2 separate regions of the Homo sapiens genome follow, and region 2 is linked to region 1. A link is a loop called in an ENCODE intact Hi-C map of the cell type or tissue named here. Cell type or tissue: PC-3. All regions are shown on one strand. Links, peaks and the distances in the headings refer to the core of each region. The heading gives the core; the rest is flanking DNA.

What was found. Hi-C counts contacts between places; a loop is a spot of excess contacts. Peaks named below come from ENCODE experiments on the same cell type or tissue, not always from the same donor. Only the 100,000 strongest peaks of a DNase experiment are listed, where the experiment ranks them.
Region 2: it touches region 1 in a loop (6-fold over the local background); 2 of 110 quality-filtered maps call a loop at or near these places.

The regions. Positions count from the first base shown.
Region 1 is chr6:163,321,678-163,332,854 of GRCh38, reverse strand. It overlaps PACRG-AS1 (PACRG antisense RNA 1), which reads left to right and starts at 8,382. Exons shown (of 6, transcript NR_028390.1): 1 at 8,382-8,485; 2 at 8,786-9,464. RefSeq lists an enhancer at 10,771-11,177. In PC-3, for the core only: no CTCF peak of the experiment used is centred there; a DNase peak (open chromatin) is centred at 8,044; H3K4me3 peaks cover 1,273 bases; H3K27ac peaks cover 2,887 bases.
Region 2 is chr6:162,850,961-162,862,393 of GRCh38, reverse strand. All of the region lies in intron 2 of PACRG (parkin coregulated), which reads right to left. Among named protein-coding and RNA genes, the nearest start is that of PACRG, 130 kb to the right of the region's middle. RefSeq lists enhancers at 4,577-5,139, 5,243-5,537, 5,140-5,703, 3,496-6,596. In PC-3, for the core only: a CTCF peak has its summit at 5,419 (motif pointing left); a DNase peak (open chromatin) is centred at 5,383; H3K4me3 peaks cover 460 bases.

The DNA.
Region 1 (11,177 bases), core at 3,178-11,177:
GCGAACTGATACAAAGAGAACTGTTTGAGAAAAAGCTGAGTCATGCCCCTTGATCACGTTGTACCTGAGTTCCACTCTCTGGGACGCTGGTAGCCTCATCATGAAGCAGATGTGGGAGGCCAGGCGGCGAGGTGCTGCTGGCCTGTGCAGTGTGCACGATATCCTCTAAGTGGGGTTGGGGGTGGTGCTCATGCATCAGGGGATGGGCATACTGGACGTAGGGGAAAGGGCAGAAAAATAGCCCTTTGCTCTAAAGAGCTCAGCTTATGGGTTTTGGTGGGGAAGGGAGTGAAAGCACAGGGATCACAGCTGAGACCAGGGAGGAAATGAAGCACAGCCTCCAGAGTTGGATTAGTGGCCAGGGGGGAATCGTGACACCAGGGAGCTTCTTTAGGTGTCAGGCAGAGGATCTCCTTCTTTCAATGGAGAATGACATTTGTCACCCCACTTAGCAGAGGCTCCTTTGAGCCAGCTCAGATGGTTTACAAGAAAACCACTCAGAGCCACCAGGTACCCAGGGGCACTCATGGCCCGGGTCCAGCACGGCCTGGCCCTGCATCCCCTCTCCCTGCCCTGGGGAGCAGGGGCAGTGGGCACTCGGACTCAGTTTCTCTCTATTATTATTAATATTTGAAAAAAAAATTTGAGGCAGGGTCTTGCTCTGTTGCCCAGGCTGGAGTATAGTGATGTGATTTCAGCCACTATAGCCTTTGCCTCCCAGGCTCAAGTGATCCTCCCACCTCAGCCTCCAAGTAGCTAGAACCACAGGTGCACATCGCCACCCCTGGCTAATTTTGTATATTTTTTGTAAAGACGAGGTTTTGCCATGTTGCCCAGGCTGGTCTCAAACTCCTGTACTCAAGTGATCTGCCCATCTCCCAAAGTGCTGGGATTACAGGCGTGAGCCACCATGCATGGCCTTCTTCTTCCTTTATCAGCCCCATTTCTGTCCTTCCCTGGGTCGGCCCCGCCTGTTTCCACCCACGTGCTTCCCTTCATTTGCAGTAACTCATTGCATTGTTGGAGGACTTCACTGCTCTGTTTCTGTGGACCAATAGCTGCCCCGGAATTCCACTAGAGATCCTTGGACTAGGCCACAGAGATGGAGAAAGAGGAAAAGGAGATAAAAAGAAGCTGGATTAAGAAAAGGGTCAGGAAGAAGGGGTGAATGAGAAGGGGAGGAACAAAGGGACTCAGATGATTTCTGCAGAGTTTGGGGTAGCTCCCGTGAGAGGTGTCTGCTTCCACCCCGGGTTAGGTGCTCCTTCTTGGGTTAAGTGCTCCCCCCAGGTTAGGCACTTCTCCCTGGGTTAGGCGCTCCCCTCTGGGTTAGGCGCTCCCCCAGGGTTAAGCGGTCCCCACTGAGTAAGGTGCCCCTCCCTGGGTTAGGCGCTCCCTCCTGGGTTAGGCGCTCCCCCTGGGTTAGGCGCTCCCCCCTAGGTTAGGTGCTCAGGGCCCTGCCAGCAAATTGAGGCTGCTGCTTCCCACCCCCGGAGACACCACCTTCCCTCTCAGTGCAGGTTCACAGCATGCTGGGCAAGCAGCACCTGGTCAACACATGAGGGGATATGATAAAAACAGGAGCTTATAATCCAGAGATCCCTTGCAACACATCTCTGCTTATGCAGCGGGGACACCATTCGGTAAAGATGCCCCCCACATCTGTCTCATTTCTCACTGGATCAAACTACTCTCCTTATTCCTTTAGAATCAGGTGCTGTCGAAGACAGAGAATCAACCTAAATGGCCATCAGTGGTAGACTGGATAAAGAAACTGTGGTGTACATACACCGTGGAATCTTTCCCAGCCATAAAAAAATGAGATGGTGTCTTTTGCAGGGAAGTGGATGGAGCTGGAGGCCATTACTCTTAGCAAACTAATGCAGGAACAGAAAACCAAATACCACATGTTCTCATTTGTAAGTGGGAGCTAAGTGATGAGAACACATGGACACAAAGATGGGAACAGCAGACACCAGGGCTACTTTAGGGCGGAGGGTGGGAGGAGGGAGAGGATCAGAGGAGATACCTACTGGGTACCAGGCTTATTACCCGGAGGATGAAATTACCTGTGCACCAAAGCCCTGTGACATGCAGTTAACCGATATAACAAACCCGCGCAGGTACCCCGACCCTAAAATAAGAGTTATAATAAAGGTTTATCGTATTCAAATAAGAATCAGGTGCTCTGATCCTGCCTGACTCAAACTTGAAACTGTCCCCACAAAGCAGCAATTCAAATTTTAAGATTTTCCAGAGAAAATAAGTTGGAAAATGCAAGGAAAATAATGAGGAAGATGGGATTCCACTCGGTGTGACAGAGCCAGCATGGGGTCCCACGCTGCGGGTCATTAAGGACAGAAGTGAGGCCTCTTAGGGATGCCTGCATAGGGCAGAAAGGATTAGAGGGAGAAGAGAAAGGTCTCATGGGCTAGAAAGCGAGTAAACATGGAAAGAACCTCCTGGCGTGGTGGCCATGGCAAGCGGGGCTCCCAGCAGAGAGGAGCTGTGAGAAAGAGCCAGGGCCCTTTCAGCCTTGGAGAAAGCAGCCTTGACAGAGGGGCCCCAGAACACTGGGAGGGGGCGAGGCTGGCACAGGATGCTCTCCACAAGGGCCACACTCCAGGGTGACTCATTCCCAGGCCCCTGCGGACAACCTTGGGCCAAGTCCCATTTCCTCCCTGAGAAACGCTTTAGCCAGGGGAGGGGGGTGACCTGCAGCATCTCTGTGGGGCGATCCCACTCCAGGAGTCAGCTCCCTCCCCTGTGGAGAGTGCCCCAGATTGGAGTCGCCTTGGCTGTATTTACTCCCCTCCAAAGGCCCACGGAGGCAGATGGTGGTAAAATGCTACGTGGGAGAAGTAGCACCTGATTCTCTAGATCACGGATCAGAGTCCCAACTCCAGTGCTTGGGGGAAACTTTAGAGATCAAGCCTGGCCCCACCATTCATTTTACAGACAGAGAAACTGGGGCCCACAGAGTTGAAGTTACTTGGCCAAGACCTCCCAGCTGTTCAGTGGCAGCGCGTGGCTGGAAACTCTTGTTTCCTAGATCCTAAGTCAGAGTTGGACCCTCACACCACCTGGAAGGAAAGGGACACAGAGAAATGGGAACCAGGGGACACTTCTGAGCCAGGAGGGTGCTGTCCTGCTTTTCTGGGAATAGGGGGGAAGGGGAGAAAGGAAAGTGCCAAGGAGGGATTCTGGCTGCAGGGGGAGTGGGGGAGGGATTCTGGCTGCAGGGGGAGTTGGGGAGGGATTCTGACTGCAGGGGGAGTGGGGGAAGGATGCTGAGTGCAGGGGGAGTGGGGGAGGGATTCTGGCTGCAGGGGGAGTTGGGGAGGGATTCTGACTGCAGGGGGAGTTGGGGAGGGATGCTGTGTGCAGGGGGAGTTGGGGAGGGATTCTGACTGCAGGGGGAGTTGGGGAGGGACGCTGAATGCAGGGTGAGTGGGGGAGGTTTTCTGGCTGCAGGGGGAGTTGGGGAGGGATGCTGACTGCAGGGGGAGTTGGGGAGGATGCACACTGCAGGGGAGTGGGGATGGGATGCTGACTGCAGGGTGGAGTAGGGGAGGGATGCAGAGTGCTGGATGGCGTGGAGATGAGATATGCTGACTTCAGAGGGAGTGGGAGCTGAAGATGTCCTTGCCTCCCTTTGCTTCGGCCTTTGGATAAACTGCTCTTTACAGTTTTGCTAACTTTTTTTTTTCTTTTGAGACTGAGTCTCATGCTATTGCCCAGGCTGGAGTGCAGTGGTGCCATCTTGGCTCGCTGCAATCTCTGCTTCCCTGGCTTAAGTAATTCTCATGCCTCAGCCTCCTGAGTAGCTGGGATTACAGCCATGAGCCACCATGCCTGACTAATTTTTGTTTTTTTTTTTGTAGAGATGGGATTTTGCCACGTTGGCCAGGCTGGTCTCAAACTCCTGACCTCAAGTGATCGGCCCACCTTGGCCTCCCGAAGTGCTGGGATTACAGGTGTGAGCCACTGCGCCTGGTGCAGTTTAGCTAACTTATTGAACTGTTCGATTTGCTTGCGTGCACTCAGGGAATGTTAGGGTTGTGAGGGACTCTGGGGTTGGGTGGGTCAACTTCCTGCCCAGTATGGAAGTCCCTGAGCATTTCTGACTGTGGCCATTAACTCCTCTTGAAGCTTCCGGAGAGCAGGAACGTCTCCCCCGTCCTAGGCATTGAAGCAGCCCTGAGTCCGGCTTAACTGTCACACAGGACCTTGGGCGTGCACCCTGCGGCTGCGGGTGGGATTCTGTTCCTGGAGGCTGCAGAACACACCTGGCCTTGCTGCACCAGCTCCAGGCTGGCGTGTGGTGGACAGATGGAGTGGGCAAAGCACTTCACTTCCCCGAATGCAGGCTTTCTCCTCTAGGATGGAAGCGATGCCGGCCTTACAGTGATCCAGGAGTTAAGAAGAAATTACTTAGGCAGATAGTGAGGGTACGGAAGTCCTCAGTAAGGTTTTCCTTTTCATGTAAAGCAGGCCCAAATTAGTTTCCTTTCTAACAAAGAGCAGCCTGTAAAATCGAGCTGCAGACATAGATGCCGGCAGTTGTGCCAGTCAAGTTCAAGACGGTGACTCCATCTTCCCTTCTCTTTGTCAGCCACGTGCACAGTAAGGGGCAGACAAGATGGCCTGGCCAACAGGAAAGTTCATTTGCATAATAAGATTAGGGTGGGGCGGCCAGGCTTCCCCCTGTGCTATATAAACGTCATACCTGATGGGACCAATCTGTAAGCCCTAATGTAAACCAGACACCGCCTCCTCAAACCTGACTATAAAATCCAGCGCATCTGCTGGCCAGCCTTTTCCTCTGGGAAGTCCCCTCTCTCTCACTAGAGAGAAAGCTGTTTTCCTTTCTCTTTCTTTCTCTCTCCTTTGCCTATTAAACCTCCATTCCTAAACTCCTCATGTGTGTCCATGTCCTCAGTTTTCCTGGTGTGAGACAATGAACCCCGGGTATTTACCCCAGACAACATAGCTTCTTCAACAGGCTGTTGTGAGCAGCAATAACAATCTCCACAGAGGGCCCAGGGCGTCATGTTGGCCTCTGGCCTCTGCCCACCCTGTCCACCCCCACATCCCAGGCCCTGGGTTGCTCCTGAGGCTGCTTTAGGCTCCTCTCCCGCTGCACTGGGGCTGTGGCCCTGCAAGCAGCCAGGAGGCTCAAACCCAGCAGAAGAGGAAATGGGAGGGCAGGGAAGACCCAGACACCCAACCACAAAGAGACCGCCATGACAGAGCCATGACTGTGGCAGGTGGGTAGGGTGCACAGGCCGGGGACCCCCTGTGTCCTTCCCCCACTGAGGGCACTGCTCAGGAGGGGGTCCTCACGTGTTGGGCCTGTCTCACATTGCTGTAAAGAAACACATGAGACAGGGTAATTTATAAAGAGAAGAGGTTTAATTGGCTTGCAGTTCTGCAGGCTGTGCAAGAAGTATGGTGCCGGCATCTGCTGGGCTTCTGGGGAGGCCTCAGGGAGCTTTTACGCATGGCGGGAGGGGAAGTGGGAGCAGGCAGGTCACATGGCAGGGGCAGGTGTAAGACAGGGGAGGGGCTACACACTTAAAGGACCAGATCTTTCTAGAACTCACTCACCATGGCGAGGACAGCACCAAGCCATGAGGAATCTGCCCCTGTGATGCAAGCACCTCCCACCAGGCCCCACCTCCAACACTGGGGGTTATATCTCAACATAAGATTGGATGGGGACAAATCTCCAAACAATATCACCTCACTTCTGGGGGTTATGTCTCAACATAAGATTGGGTGGGGACAAATCTCCAAACAATATCACCTCACTTCTGGGGGTTATATCTCAACATAAGATTGGGTGGGGACAAATCTCCAAACAATATCACCTCACTTCTGGGGGTTATGTCTCAACATAAGATTGGGTGGGGACAAATCTCCAAACAATATCACCTCACTTCTGGGGAGGGGAAGATGGCTAGCATGGCCACGGTGAGCTTCTATCCTGAGTCTGGTCAAGGAAATGTGAGCCAATCTCACCAGAACCCTCTAAGCCCAGGACAAGGGGTGTTCTCAACATACACCAACCATGCAAGTAGGGTTCCTTGGGTCGCTTTGAAGGAAAAAAATTACAACTACAACTTTCATAAAGAAGCTAAAAATAAACAGATTAAATCTCATCTGTGATTAAATCCCAGTGATCCCTCACCATGGTTTTTGTCTGTGGTTCTTGGGAAATTAAAAAGTGTTTGTCCAGTCACTGATGATCAATCAGGTTTTAAAAACCAGGAGTAACTGAGAGGTCTCTGAAAAAAGAATGTAACGTTGGAACACGGGAGACAGAAGGAAGTCAGGTGTGGCCAATGGCAGTGAGGAGTTGTGGGGTGTTTGTGAATAAAAGGAGCCACACATCTTTGAAGGATGGACTGAACCAGGCTGACATTTTCACCAATAAAATGTGGAGGAAACAAACTTCAAAGTAATAGGGTCTATGTTCACGGTGGCCAAAAAGAAATGCTTTCTGGTATTCTGTGCTAACACCCAACATCACTTCTCAGGTGTGTAATGTGGAAAACATTAAAGTTTCATGCCTTGGTTTTCAGAGCCATAAACAAACTTAAACAAACGGGTTCCATGGTGTGCATGGAACCTGGTCAGGGCTGTGACATCTGCGTGACACTGGAAACTGGTGCCACGTCACAGAAGGCAGGCTGGTCACAGCGTTGTTTCCCCTGATGACCCGAATGGCCACATCATCTAAGATGAACTTGTCTGGGATTTCAGAGTGGAGTGTATAGGTTTCTGTTCACATTGTTTTGTTTGTTTTTGTTTTTGTTTGAGATGGAGTCTCGCTCTGTCGCCCAGGCTGGAGTGCTCACTGAAACCTCTGCCTCCTGGGTTCAAGTAATTCTTGTGCCTCAGCCTCCCGAGTACCTGGGATTACAGGTGCGTGCCACCATTCCCGGTTAATTTTTGTATTTTTAGTAGGGGGTTTCACCCTGTTGACCAGGCTGGTCTTGAACTCCTGGCTTCAAGCTAGCCACTCGCCTTGGCCTCCCAAAGGGCTGGGATTACAGGCATGAGCCACTGCGCCTGGCCTCTGTTCACCTTGTTTATTCTCTATTTATTTCATATTTTATATTTATATGTTTCACTTATCTTCTATTGAAAGATTACGTGTCAGCACAGTATTAAGTGATTTTCACAAAATACCTCCAATGCCTCCCTCCCATTTTGCAGATGGAGAAAGTAAGGCTGGAGAGTAAAGGCAGAGCTGCAGTTTAGTTGGCCTTGAATCCTAACCAAAGGGTTTTACTCTCCACCTCACACCGGTCTCTAGCCCTCATTTTGTGTTTTAGATTGGAGGCCAGTTTCTCTGCTCTCAAGGCTCGCCTAGACTATCTGTGTATCCAAATGACACCACCTCTTTTTAACTCCAATCCACCATGCTGTCACAAAGCCCCTGAGATCTTTGTCTACTTGTTTTACAGCCCTGCTGTGAACAAACATTGGGATCCAGATTTTAACTTTTTTTTTTTTTTTTGGAAAAACAGTACAGTGTTTGCTCTTTAGTGGGAACTACGCTCCCAGTCCTGCAGGCTGGCATGGTGCAGTGAATTTCCACATGCCTTCACCCCTGTGAGCTCCACAGCAACCACAGCCGGGAGGGCGGGCCTTCCTCCGGCAATGAAGGGTGGCCTCCCTTGCGGCTGAAGAAACAGAAGCCGTCCACACATTTTCACTGCTTTGCAGATTCGTACAGATCTTTTCCAGAATAAAGCATTATTCGGCCAGGACGCCTCAGCCTCTTCTGTGAGATGTGGTGGTATTTGTCAGCTATGTGGCCTTTGCCCTGCTGGTGACATGAGTAGCTATTGAAACAGGTCTCCAAGACTCAATCTCTTCCTTCTCAATAAAGCATTTTAATCAATTTGGTTGTTTGTTTGGGTCATATTTGCTGAGCCCTGAATTGATGGAAAAATCACTCCAGCAGGACGTAGCCTCTCCCCTCTCCACAAACAAAGATCCACCACATAATATTAGATTGAGACAAATATTGTCACAGTTCAGGAATGTTTTGCAGTTGGGTTCTCTCTAAACTGCAAACATTCTTTTAATATGGGGAATTCCTATGAGAGCTGTAAAAATCCTACTCATATGACATATTACCCCCTCTTGAATGAAGCCTACTGAAGAGTTATTAAAAATTTACCTTGTTGTCAATAAAGTTCTTTATGGGACATTTTTCTGGCTGCATTTTAATGTCATGTTCGCTGCCCCAGATGTATGAGGAAGGAGACAAAAAGGCCATTTAAAGCTCTGGTTCTAGAATGCCCCTATTATGCATTTGATGAAATCAAGTGGCATGTGGGTTTGCTGTATGTGGACATAGTTTTGGCTGTAGGTTGTTTTCACGAACCCACAGAGACAGAAACCTGCGGCAATGGAGAAAATGCTAATACAGACATCTTACTTCAGTGTCTGGCAAACAAGATTATACGTAAGTCATTTTAGAAGAACTGATTCTGATTATTTGAATTTTGAGCCTCCACTAGAAAGATTTCTTTCTGTATTAATGGAAATGATTCATTTTTTAAAAAAGTCTCAAATGTAAAGACAACAATTACATCGAATATTTCGAAATGCCATGTTGAACAGTGAAACTTCTAAGCCTTTATTTTATTATTATTATTTTTTTGATAACACTTGAAGCAAAGATAATAGGATTTTACAATATTGGCTTTTTACTGATGGACTGAAAGCACATTTTTCTAAGGTACACCTATTATTCTTGTTCTAGACTGAGGACGATGTAGACGTCAGCTTCCCTGACGAGGGAAGCTGCAGCTTTCTGATGATTCCTGAAGCCTACATTCTATTAATTTCCCCGAAGAGCCCTATTGCCTAATGGAACATTGTGAGAATGGCCAGTCTGGAAAGCAGGATCAGTGGAGCTGGCTTCTGGCTCACTGGCTTTCAGCTGAGCCTTCCAAATGGCTGGGAATGAACATCCAGTTAGAAGCCTCGGTTTGGAACAGTGGTTCTCAGACTTCATGGTGTGTGACAGTCACTGGGGAACTTGTCCAAACACAGATTGACAGACCCCATCCCAAAGTTTCTGATTCAGCGGCTCTAGGGAGGGCCCTAAGAACACGAGCTCCTCTTCCCAAGCTCCCAGGTGACGCTGAGGTTGCTGCCCCGGGAGCCCACTTTGAGAACTGCTGATCTAGGGTGTGCTGGGGTAACTCTGGCTGTCAGAGGGGTCAGGACACTTGGTCTCCTTCTCTTTGGTCTCACTGAGAATGTGAATGTGAATGGCCTTTTGAGGCCACTTGCACTGAGTCCTCTACAGGGCACACTGGACGGCGGGGGAGCGTCTGGAAGGGGTCTGCACACCGGCTTGCAGCCTCAGTGATGCTCATCTAGTGCGGGTCCTGCGTGGTCCCCAGAGGAACCCAGTGAGAAATCCGGAGGAGACGGTGAGTGTGTCACGTGGCGTCCACACCAGACCCCTGCTTAGGCTGCAGCTCACACGAAGGATGTTGGTCTGTCTTTGAACAGACAGGTGGGCCCTGCATTTCCGGGAGCTTTGGAGGGTATTTAAAATACTTTCCTCTGACTTGGTTTAAACAGAATAATGAACACCTTTCTCCACGAGAGCAGCATCTATTTGTGTTTTCCAAAGCCTGAGTGTCTCCAAGGAATCTTACCTTGGGCTGATAATTCTTCCCTCAAGACAGCAGTACCTTTGACACAGGACACGCTCCAAAGCCCAGCGCCCCTACCTAAGTCAGACAGGAGGGCAAAGCCCAGCGCCCCTGCCTAAGTCAGACACGAGGGCAAAGCTCAGCGCCCCTGCCTAAGTCAGAGATGAGGGCAAAGCCCAGCGCCCTGCCTAAATCAGACAGGAGAGCATAGCCCAGCGCTCCTGCCTAAGTCAGACAGGACGGCAAAGCCCAGCACCCTGCCTAAGTCACACACGAGGGCAAAGCCCAGGAGTATCACTCTGTTGCCCAGGCTGGAGTGCAGTGGCGGGATCTTGGGTCACTGCAACCTCTGCCTCCTGGGTTCAAGAGATTCTCCTGCCTCAACCTCCTGAGTAGCTGGAATTACAGGCGAGCACCACCATGCCTGGGTAATGATTGTATTTTTAGTAGAGACGGGATTTCACCATGTTGGCCAGGCTGGTCTGGAACTCCTGACCTCAGGTGATCCACCTGCCTCAGCTTCCCAAAGTGTTGGGATTACAAGCGTGAACCACCGGGCCCAGCCAACAAATGTCTTTTGAAGGCTGACTAGGCCCAGGGCGTGCTTCCTGGCGAGGGAGATGTCATAGTGAAAGGCGCTCCCTGCTCTCACAGAGCTCACGCCCTAGGGTAGAGACACACGGTAAAGAAATAAGTGAAAAATCAAGCATATAGGTACTGCAGTCAGACACTCGTCCATGTTTTGAAGCAAGTAAAGCCATAGGCGACAGAGATTAAGAGGTATGGCGTCAAGGAAGGCCCTTCTGAGGTAGCGACACTTAGCAGAGACCACAGTGAGGCCAGGGGAGGGAGGAGGCTCAGTGAACACTGTGGGGGGCGTCCAGGCACCGCTCTGTGGGGAGGATATGCTGGGCCTGCTGCTGGAGCAGGGACGAAGCCAGCACAGCCTCTGCCCACAGAGGGGCCCAACACCACCAGGAAGAAACAGCTCAGGAGGAACCAGGGCCACATCCTTCAGGCCGCACATCACCCGCAGCAGAGATCTGGAATGTGCCCCAGCTGGGAGGCAGAAGCCGTTGGAGGGTTGAGAGCATGGGGACCTTATTGGCGTTTAAAGGGTCACTGACTTCCGGGTAGAGGATCCGGCCACCCCTTGCAAGGTTGGGGGTCAGCTGGGGGAGCCAGGGACCTGGACTAGAGTGAGGACGAGGGGCTGGGACTTGGTCAGATGCAGATCTTGAAGGTGTCGTAGACAGGATTTGTACTGGACTGGGTGCAGACGTGGAAAAAAAGGAGGATGAATCCCGGCATTTTGGTCCCCGTGGTGACGTGAGCTCCTGTTCACTGAGCTGGAGCCCTCCGCGGGGAGAGGGTGCGGGGTCGGAGAGTGGCGGGAGTCAGGTGGGTCCATGCATTCGGTTTGGATCGATCTCTTCGGCATCCTGGGGGAAATGCCCAGCAGGCGCTGGGGAAGTTGAGGCCAGA
Region 2 (11,433 bases), core at 2,080-10,079, 470 kb after region 1:
AAAGACGCTTCCCCTCTCCCCCACCACAGAGTATACAGGGGGTCCCAAGAGGTTCAGCCAGCACTTCCCTCTCACTTCCCAGTGTAATGACATGACAGAAGCTTTGCCCGTCTTTCTCCTTCGCCCCTATAATCCGGAGTCTCGTGAAAGGTGGTACAAGGGGGAATTGGAATTCATTCCCAAGACTCTCTGGGGCTACCTGAATCCTGCCTTCTAAATCTTGAAACACCTTCCAAACTTTTGAGTCACCTCCTCAGTCCTCTGAGTTCCCGTGGACTGTCCTAGAGGGAGCACAGTACAGCCTCTTTCTGACCAACGTGTGGTCAAGCCAGACAGAGAGGAGTTCTGTCGCCTAAAACCAAAGATCTCAGCTGACACAGAAATGCCAAGACCTTAGTGGATACAAAAATGCTGAGACCTTAGCAGACACAGAAATACCCAGACCCTAGTGGATACAGAAATACCCAGACCGTAGCAGATACAGAAATCCCACTCTGTGCAGACTCCCTTAGTAGCATCTCAGTGGGACAGGTCATAAACTATGAACACCAATGGAAGAGGAAATTTAGAGAGCTTTACAACAGAGATCTAAAGTGATTTCACCAACAATTATAGTGAGCATAACTTTAAGAGATTCAGTAAAAGATTTATCCAACAGTTAAGTACCCAAGACTTTCTGCCAGCACCTCTGCATCTCCACGATGCGATGGAAATAGATGTGTATAATGAGAGGTGGGTGGTGAGGCAGAGGGAGGTGGGTTTTGCTTAGAGCTTCCACGTTCCCTCTGTGGTGCTCCTTGTGTTGACGACTTCACTCAGGGTCTCAGTTGCTTTCGCTTTGATAGGTAGCTAAGAACACCTGCCATACTTTTCTGGCAGTTTCTTAATTTTGGAAGTTAAAGGAAATAATAAAAATTTGAGGAATATACAAGACATTATATATGCACCTATTATTGCTATCCTAACAGATCCTAGATCAAAGATTCAATATTTTGATTACCTACATTTTATTGTATTCCCATTCTTAGAAAATTGGCAATCTTAAAACAATCTTTACTAACTTTTTCTAAGGCTCACCTATGAGTGAAAACTGGGAATATATATCAGCCAATTGAATTAAGACATCAGACTAATAGCACATTAATTTTATTAAATGGTTACCAAGAAATTCTATTAACCCTCTCAGGTTCTACACTTCGAGCTGATTTAATCTACAAAATGCTTTGCATGTGTATGAAGTTATATATTTAAATGTTCTTTGCTGCCAGCTGTGAAGCCCATAAATATTCTTCTTGCAAACAAGAAGCGCACAGCCTTCATGAGAAGCAGTTTGCCTCCTTGTCCATTGTTTTTCTCCCCGATAGGCCTTGACAGCTGATTTACAGGAAGAGGCCTCACCTTATCTGCATCTGTATTGATGTGTTTGGTGAGCAAAAAAGCAACTAACAGACTTAATTTTAATCAGGGAAAAAATGGACTTTACTCATTCTCTCAAGCAACTACCTAAATTCATCAGGTTTTTAAACCATCTTCTCTTACCCTCAACATGGAAATTCTTCAAAGGCAGTACCAGGACAAGGAGAGAATAATTATCCACTCTAAGCCTCCGTAACTTGCTTAGGGAACATAATCATGGCTTCTCTTCCATGATATACAGCAAAACATTTCAAATTTGTACCTTTGATAAAAATTTACAAATTGGCAACAATACATTGACCAATCAGGAATTTGAGAGAAACCATTAAATATTAAATCTCAACTTATTAAAGCAAATGCTTTATACTGTCAAATCCTAGAAAATCTGTATTTTGGGCAGATAAAATAATAGCCACAATGATTTTAACTACACACATTGCAGATCAAAGACTCCAGACCACTTGCTAAATAGAAACAAGAATAATTCAACATGGCGAGTGGGACTCAAGTTTACATTGCTCTTAGGCAACCAAGTTGGCATGTTCTGCTAGACAACTTACTTTCTAAAGAATTGAAACAAGACTCTAAAACTCCCGTTTTTCTGTACCATTTTTATTTTATCTGTCTTCAGTATATATAAAATTCATTTGGTGAAAACTACTAGAAGAGGCCTTTTAACTTTAAATTACTCCATTTTAGAGACATGAAATGCACAGCTCTATAGATACAATAGGTATGGAATTACTTCTTCCCCTGTTACAAGAATGTTTTCTTTAGTTATCCTCTTGAGGAAACTAATAACGTTAATATTTGCTTCCCTTTATAGATGATATAAATTAGTTAAAATAAGAAAATATCTGTATAAAAACTAGTCTTTTTTTGTGTCTTCCTTCTCTCTCCCCCACCCCCACCTCCCTGCTAAACCCATTTTTTAGAAAGTATAACAGTCAAAGTTGTAAAATCCATTACTCTTGTAGGGGAGAAAAAATAATACCTTTTCCTCACCAGCTACAAGAGTCATGGCGGAGACTACTATAACAGAAGGCGGATTAACAAGAGAAAAGCATAAAAAAATTTATGTAACAAAAGTTTTCTGTGACACAGGAAGGTGCCTTCTGAAATTAAGACCCAAAGACCCAGGAAAAACTATGTAATTTTTTTGCATAGGTTCCAGGAAAAATGTACAGTTGTATAGAAATGTGACTGGACAAAAAGGGGGTACGACCTAATGTACTAAACTGAGGGGACTCTGCAAGGCTTATTTGTTTAGCTTCTTCTTGGCCTTTCTGTTCAGGGCAAGACACCTATCACTTGAGGGTCTTCAGGGGAGAAAGGAGAAGGTCAGAAAGTGGCCTTTCTAGGTTTTATGGTTTGCTTTGGCAAAGAGAAATTTTGGTTTCTATGAACCTCCTCAGGGGAGAAAGGAAGATGAAGGAAAGGAGGGAGGGAGAAGGTGAGAGAGTGACCTCCGAGGTGTCACATTTTGGGGTAGCGTGTTCTGAACCCTGATACTCCTCAGTTAAACGTGTGCTGAGTTGAATTTCTAGCCCTGCTAATTCAATTAGGAAAAGGTAGTTCCTTTGGGTTCATGTATAGAAACCAAATAAGTTAAAAATAACAAAGCTCCTCAGATAGTTGGGCAGATTTCATTCTAGTAGACATTTAAAAGAAATTGAAGATTGATGCATTTAAAACCAATAATTAGATGTTTTTATCATTGTACATTTCTTGCAACAACTCTGGCCATTTATTAGTCTATTTTTAGGTGAGAGAACAAAGGTACAAAAATGGCAAACGGGAAAAGAGACAAGCATAAAACAGCTTCGCTTCAATCATCTACTGAAAAAAAAAATGATAGAGAGGCATAAGTTCCTATGTCATCATTGTGCCTTCATGGAGGCCTCCAATTATTTAAGGTAGAATATTTTTGGGGTTCAGAACATGATACTCCAAAATATAGCACCTTTGTGTACTGTTTTAAGCTCAAGAAAATGGAAAACGCCGCAGAAGCAGGAGGGTCTCTGTGACTTTTCCTGTCCTCTGTCTCCTGAAGTAGGCATGGAAACTAGAATTCCCTCCACCCCTTCTTCCCTGAAACAGGCCATGACCGCAGGGAAGGCCACTCTTTGACCTGCGGCCTCACTTCTTCCCTGAAGACCTCATGTGACAGGAGTACTGCCCTATACCAGGAGGGAAGGAATGTCACTCAGGAACACGGAGAAGAAACTGGGCAATCAGGTCTCCCTGAGTTGCCCCCAGTTTGTACCGATTGGAGCATGCCATTTCATCCTCCAGTCTTACTTCTGCATGCCTGTCCATAAAAGTACACACATCTCTGTTTCTTTGGGTCTCCATTTCTGAAGGCTCCCATGTCACATAACCTCTATTAAATAAATGTGATGTTTTTCTCTTGTTACTCTGTCCTTTGCTCTAAGGTTCTCAGCCACGAACCTTGTGATAGGTAAGGAAAATATATTACTTTTTCTCCCCTATAATATAGTGATTGGTTTGGCTCTGTGTCCCCACCCAAATCTCATCTTGAATTGTTATACCCATGGGTCAAAGGAGGGACTTGGTGGGAGATGACTGGATCATGGGGGCAGCTCCCCCATGCTGTTCTCATAATAGCGAGTGAGTTCTCATGAGATCTGATGGTTTAAAAGTGTGGCACTTCCGCCTTCTCTATCTCTCTCCTGCTGCCATGTAAGATATGCCTTGCTTCCCCTTTGCCTTCCACCGTGATTGTTAAGTTTCCTGAGGCCTCCCCCGCCATGTGGAACTGTGAGTAAATTAAAACTCTTTTGTTTAGAAATTATGCAGTCTCAGGTAGTTCTTTATAGCAGTGTGAAAACAAACTAATACATATAGTTAGACATTACTTAAGTGCTAAACACAACATTCACCGAATATTCAAGAGTTAATATATGTCAGCACAATGATGATACCAATATGGCTTCTAAATTAATAGTTAATGTTTTACAGTAACTTTTCATAAACCATTTTCTTGTCAGGTAACAACAAGAATATACACACATTTATTTTTAAAAGCCTTCTGTCAAGTTGCATTAAAAGCAGGTTGCAACATGATTGGCAGAATTAAGAAGCCTTTGAAACAGGTAACACAGTTGCATTTAAGTGTGGGCAACGAGAACATATTTTATATCTTAGATCTAGTTTATTAAAGAGACCTTAAATTAAAAAAAAAAAAACAGAGCAAATGGATCATCTGGAGAATTCAGAGCTAAAGTGATTAATTAGACCTTATTTTGTCTTGAACAGATTTACTAAGCATTTTTCAAATAGCCACATTGTTTGTAATTACCAAAATCACACCTCCATTGGCCAGCCTAAGTTACTTCATGCATGAATGACAATCTGATGGAACACTCTTGTTAGAGCTTCATTCTTCATTGTAATTAGCCATAATCATAGCCTTCCTGGGTGCATGAGAATGTGCAAGCCGCTATTCACAACCCCAACCCATTTGAATATGAATCTTCTCAGTAAGGAGCAATAAAATAGGAGAAACAAAGCAGTTTCTCTAGGGAATTTTGTAAAGCATCTCTACTCTAATTCTGCCTCCCTTCAAAATGTTCCCTCTCCGGTATCTGGATTCTATTTGCTAAAACAAGGGTGGCTTAATGAGGACAATGGCTTATTATTTCTTAAGTGACACGGGAGGGCCCAAGTATTCCAGGCTTAGTTCTTTCAGTCTTTGCCAAGGACACAAGGAACAAAAGAACAAGCAAGTGTGCGTGGAAAAGAGAACTCGGACTGGGCTATACTCTGTGAACTCTCGGAGCAAGATGGGGGCCTTTGCTATTCCGGAGCTCAAAGGCTGTTGCTTGCTTGCTTTCTTCTTTCTCCCCTCTTTACCCACCCCGCTGCAAATGACTCAGACATTATAGAAAAAGGCTCAAAGCAGCAGGGATTGAAAACAAAGGCTAAGTGGAGGAGGGGTGACATGTCTGATCCCGTCCCAAGCACATTCATAGTGAGCCACCTACTGGCAACTCTACTTTTCCTTCTGTTATTGTCTAATCACCTAAACCTCTTCAGGGAAAACCTAGGTAAACCCGCTGGAGTCACTCCAGATGCCTTCTCAGCCAAAAATGGGAAAAACAAAATTCAGGGGGAAATAAGCTTCAGAGTAGTGCTGTGTCTTCAGAAGAAAACTCAATCCTTCCAGCAAAACTATGGCTAAGTAGCAGGTGTAAAGAATTATTCAAACGGCTATTTGTAAAAGAATCATCATTTGACTTATGAAGCAAAATCAACTACTTATTTACACTAATCACATCATATATGAAAAGTGTGGTGCTGCACACGCTACAGATCTGGTGCTCCTTCAAGACCTTTACCATTTGTGTGGAGAGATTTTTTTCTTCGAGACGTGCCGCTCACCTATTAAGATACCTGTTTAGATTATTTGCTACCAGAAGATGCTCCAGGGCTGCAGGAGACTCGGGATGATTCTCTGATCATCTCCTGGGCTTGGACCTTCATCATGTTGAAATGACTCTCCCAAGGCCACACAGCCGGTTGAATGTATCACTATTAAAGTACCCGATAACAATACAATTCAGCACTTCCACGGCTATATGCACAATGCAGTTTTAGGCCAGGTGCGGTGGCTCATGCCTATAATCCCAGCACTTTGGGAGGCCGAAGTGGGAAGATAGCTTGAGGCCAGGAGTTCAAGACCAGACTGGACAAAAGAGTGAGACCCTATCTCTACAAAAAATTTAAAAAATTACCAGGCATGGTGGCACACTACTGTAGTCCCAGCTACTCGGGAGGCTGAGGTGGGAGGATCTCTTTTGATCCTAGAAGTTCGAGGCCGCATTGAGCTGTAATCACACCACTGCACTCCAGCCTGGGTGACAGAGCCAGACCAAGTCTCTAAACACAACAATAACAACAACAACAACAAAACCAAAACTCGCAGCTTTGGACCTGAACAAGGATAAGTGGCCCTCCCGGTCAAGGAAGGCATAAAGTCCGGCATGGGTGGAGGTGGCCTGGGACGCTGTCTGAGAAATGAGGGGCAGAACCTGAACCCGGACTCCGTGAGAAGGGGCCATAACTGACTAGCAACAACATCTGTTCACTGGTGCCCAAGGAAGGCCAGTTAAATCACCTGTCTCCCACCCAGTGTCCACTGTGCTCCAGGAACTGCTACGCCCTATGGAGGCATCTCCAGTGGAGAAAACATGACTAAACGTCCCAGAAGCAGGGAGTTGGGGCGCTGGGAAGCTGGGGTGGGAACACACACCGCTGGGACGATTGGGGGTATCTATTCCCATGTCCCTTGTCATAAGTTACATTCAAATTGACAGGAGAGCTTCTTCCTGGCTATTTGCTTCTCTGATCTCTCTGTTGTCTCGTACCATATTTTGGGATTATTTTATTTTGAAAGCCATTTCAATATTTTTAAGTCCCTCACTCTGTATTTCTTCTTTCTCCATTTTTTTTTCTTAGAATAACAGTTTAAGACAGATGGCTATAATAATTCCTTCATCAGATAATAAGATATAATTTAAGACACATTTACAATACTTACATCTCTGATACGCAAAAAAGAAGAGTGTCTATAAGATTAGGAATTAGTCTAAACTGAAGTCCTGAAGGGCTGACAGAGACCACTTTTCCTACTAATTTCATCAGTGTCATAAATCACAATTATAACACGATCATCATGTACTGTGTTCTTTTTGTGTGCCAGATAGGGTGCTAAGTGTTTTACAGGCACTCCTCCACCTAATCCTTACAACAGCTCTACCAGGTGTCAGCGCTGGGCATTATCTCCAGCTTACGCCGAGTCTGAGAAGGCAGCAACAGCTTGCTCAAGATCACACAGCTAGTTAACAGCAGGGCTGGGAGTGAACGAAGGAATCATGGTTCACATGAGACTGCGTGGGGAGTCCTCTGCTCCTAAGATTCAGCCACTTCAGCAGCGACCAAGCCAGGCGCGCTCGCAGGGCACAGCGTAGAAGCGATGCTGCTGCAGCGGCTGCTCTAGGAAGAGCGCAAGGATACGGTGATAAGAGGAAGGGCGGAAGAAACGCTTTTCGGACTCTGTGCACCTCCAAAGGGACTACCCATGTGAAATTCAATGGCAAGTCACGGTCTGCTGAAGGGACAGCTGTGCTAAAACCAGCGAAGTGGGGCTTTTCACACGTGTCATCAGGCTCATTTAGGTGAAGTCAGAATCAAACACAATTCATAGTAGGCCTAGCTGGTACAGCCACAGACTAAACTGAAAGGTTTATAACTAGCCGTACAGAGGCCTTTTTAGTCATACTCTCATGCGTACATACCAATGAATGTCAGTTACACCATCTATCAAAACAAATATAGGTTTTAAAACTGCATACACAAATATTTGCTTTAATTTCTTTTTGGAGAGAAATAAAGTCAGTCTCAAACCAAAAAATAATAATAATAATGTAGGATCTGTAATGCTTGCTTTTTAATTCCTTCTCTATGAGGCCTGATTATGTGTCAGACAGCATTATCTGGAGGTCACATGGAACTCTAATTCCTGGAGCAAAGTCAAAACATCTTTCAATTCTACTGGTTAAACAAACACACAGATGGTTTTCTTTTGTGGAACTATGCAGGTAGAAGTTTCTGTTCCCAGTTTAATAGATCATTAGCTACTCATGGACTTTCACAAATAAAAAATGTGTGCTTTGACAAAATTTAATTCCACAAACATTACTGAATGCTTACTATGCGCAGGATACTATATATAGTCAAGAAAATAAAGATGAATAAAACAAAATCATTCAATTAAAAAAAAAAAAAACAGAAAGAAAATGGTCTCCTTCTCCCAGAACTAGCAGGTTAATGAGAACTAAATATATAAGGCAAATACAAAATAAAAACTATAGTTTAAGTCAAAATATGTGGGAAGTAAAATTTATGGACATAGATTAGTAATATATTTCCTTCAACTGTTGACCATAGAATATGTTAGAGATTTTAAATGTATAATGATACTAATGATATTAATAATAATAGTTAATATTTATACCTAGCATGGACCCAACAATATTCTAAGTTCAAGAATATATGGTCTTATTTCATCTTTATAATAAATGACAACCCTATGAGGTAGATACATAGATACAAACAAGGAAACCAAGACTTAGAAAGAGGTTAAGTACTTTGCCCAAGGTTTCATATCTGGTAGTATAGCTTTTTAAAAAATGTTTATTTTAGGTTTAGGGGTACATGTGAAGGTTTGTTACATAGACAAACACGCATCATGGGCGTTTGTTGTACATACTGTTACATCCCCCAGATGCTAAGTTCAGTGTGTGTTGTTTCCGCCTTTGTGATCATAAGTTCTTATCATTTAGCTCCCACTTATAAGGGAGAACATGTGGTATTTGGTTTTCTGTTCCTGTGTTATCTGGTAGTATAGCTTTGTATGCATATTTCTTTCTGTCTTATTAAGGCTGTGATAAAAACAAGAAGATTGGCTACAAGGACTGAGAACACCACAGTTCTGTGAATAAAATAATAAGAAAGGATGATTCGAGGCTGATAGTAACACATAATGGTAGGATATCAGGAAAGTTAAAACGTACGGTAAGTCAGTGGTTCAACCAGGTATTGCAAAGAAAAGCAAAAGACAGAATTTTCTGCCTGATCTCCAAGGAGATCAAGCCATTCTGGAGCAGAGATTTTTATACTGGGTACACAAAGCTTTGGCATACAAAGGCTTTCCAAGGAGCACCCAAATGCAAATAATTTTAAGGAGTTCAATTTCCAGATTTTAAACGTTCAGTGTACTCTTTTCTGAAAGTGATGATCTGCTCAGGAAAGCCCCTGGTGTTCTCTTTTCTCTACTCCCCTTTCACAATAGTTCTGCCGCTTTACAAAAGAAGGAAATCTCTCATCCATCCCAAACCTGACAGTTCACTGTCTCTGGCTGCAAGGCCCCAGGTCACCAGGCCACAGGCTCCGTTTGAAATCATGTTGGTGACGGTGTTGAGAAGGGGAATGGCTTTGACGGCTGGGCAGCAAATCCTGTTGTAAGTCAGGCAGTTTCTAGTTTTTGGCTTTCAAGAAAATTGAAGGCAGACCCGACAGTTTATCAGTGATGAGATCACTAAAAAGAATTATTGATTAATGAATTGCTATGTGATTGTTGGCATATAATTCTCAGGATAAGTTCAAAGAATTGAGTCACATTGTTAAAATTCCTTTCATTCACATCTGCTTTATTATAACAGGGCTTTCTTGTGCTTCCTTCTATAAAATAAAACATAGGCTCGAAATTAATGCTGGGCCTCATTTTATCTAACAATAAATTAGTATTCAGCCACATGTATGGACCAATTGAAAACAAAAGCCTGGACTATCAAGAGATGAATTTCATACAAAATGTTACTTTTATGCTTAAAAATCACCTATCACAATTTGTAATACATCTATGTTTTTCATGCAAGGTAGGTCCCTTTGTGGTCTCTACCTGCCAGGGTTCAGGACAAATTCCACAGTCCCGCAGGAGAAGGAGGCTCCCCATCCCACAGAAGCGCGTCTTAGCCTCTCAGCCTGCGCTGGGGGTTCTGCTGCTGGCAGCACCCTGGCCCCCGGGGGTCAGTAGTGCTGGTGCCAGTTCCTTCTGGGAGTTGTCTGAGAAAGATGCCCAGAATTGAGGACCCTGGACGCATAGGAATACTTAAACCCCACCCTACTCTAGTCAGATGGAGGCAATCACCAGTTCTGGGGGAAGCTGATCACAAAAAAACTGGATTGAATTGTAGCCCCTCTGAGACGGAGAAGGATCAAGCCCTGGGTTCTAGAGTCATCATGGTTCAGATTTACTTGTGGACAAGCCTGCTGGTTAACAACAGGTGTTCTGAAAGTTATGCATTAGTAATACTTCTAATGACAAAATTTATCCAGGATGGAGCTTTCCATCTTTCCTTCCTTCCTTCCTTCCTTCCTTCCTTCCTCCCTCCCTCCCTCCCTCCCTTTTCTTTTCTCTTTTCCCTTCCTTCCTTCCTCCCTTCCTTTCTCCCTTCCTTTCTTTTCTTTTCTCTTTTCTTTCTTTTTCCTTCTATACTTTTCACTCTCTTACATAAGATAGGTAGATGGACACCATTTCAAAGTGGTGTCTATGTATAAATACACATTTTAAATATATTTAAATTCTTGGACACATGGTTATGGGAAATTTTTTAATGTTTAAATTAATTTACATATCATATAATAATCAATAATAATTTTCAGAATAAAAAGTTACATTAGGAAAACATTCTGAGAGGAGAGTGAAATGAAAATACAGTTTCAAGGGGGATAAAAGAACAACATAAAAATCTGGCAATTAAAGAAAAGCAAATTCATGTATTTTTAAAATGACTGATGGTGAGAATCAGATCCCTAATGGTACTAAGAACTGGCTGGATACAATTAACAGAGTGAAAAAAATAATTTTATTTTTAAATGTCAATATTTGTATTTCACTAGAAATTACATTGCTTGCAACTATGATAAACATGCATTTTAGATGCCAGAATAAAGATCTCTAAGAGACTACCATTTTTCAGAATTCTTTTGGGATAAATGTGAATGAGTTATTTTGAAGGTCAGTCCTCTAGAGAAGAGAACGTGTGTGGGAATGAAGGAGATCATAGTGTGGGTGAAGAGACAGCAGGAGCCGAGCTGGGGAAGCTGTGGCCAGGGTGCAGAAGGGAGGCAAGGAGACAGGAGAGGACAGGAGAGAGAGCTGGGCATTTATTAAGTGGACCTCCCTGTGAATCACAATCTACCAGCCGCAGCTGGACACGTGCTCACCAGGAGGTTCAGTGGCAGGTGGGGATCTATCAGATTGGTCCTTGTTAGGGAAAAATCAAAGCATTTTCCTCCGCTCTCACCCCACTGCCGCCGCAGTCAACACAGAAAATGCTGTGGCCAAATGTGTGGGGGATTTCCCCACCAATAGGCAACAATCAATTCTGTAGTAAATGCCAGCTGGGTGTCCTAGGATTCAGTCCTGAC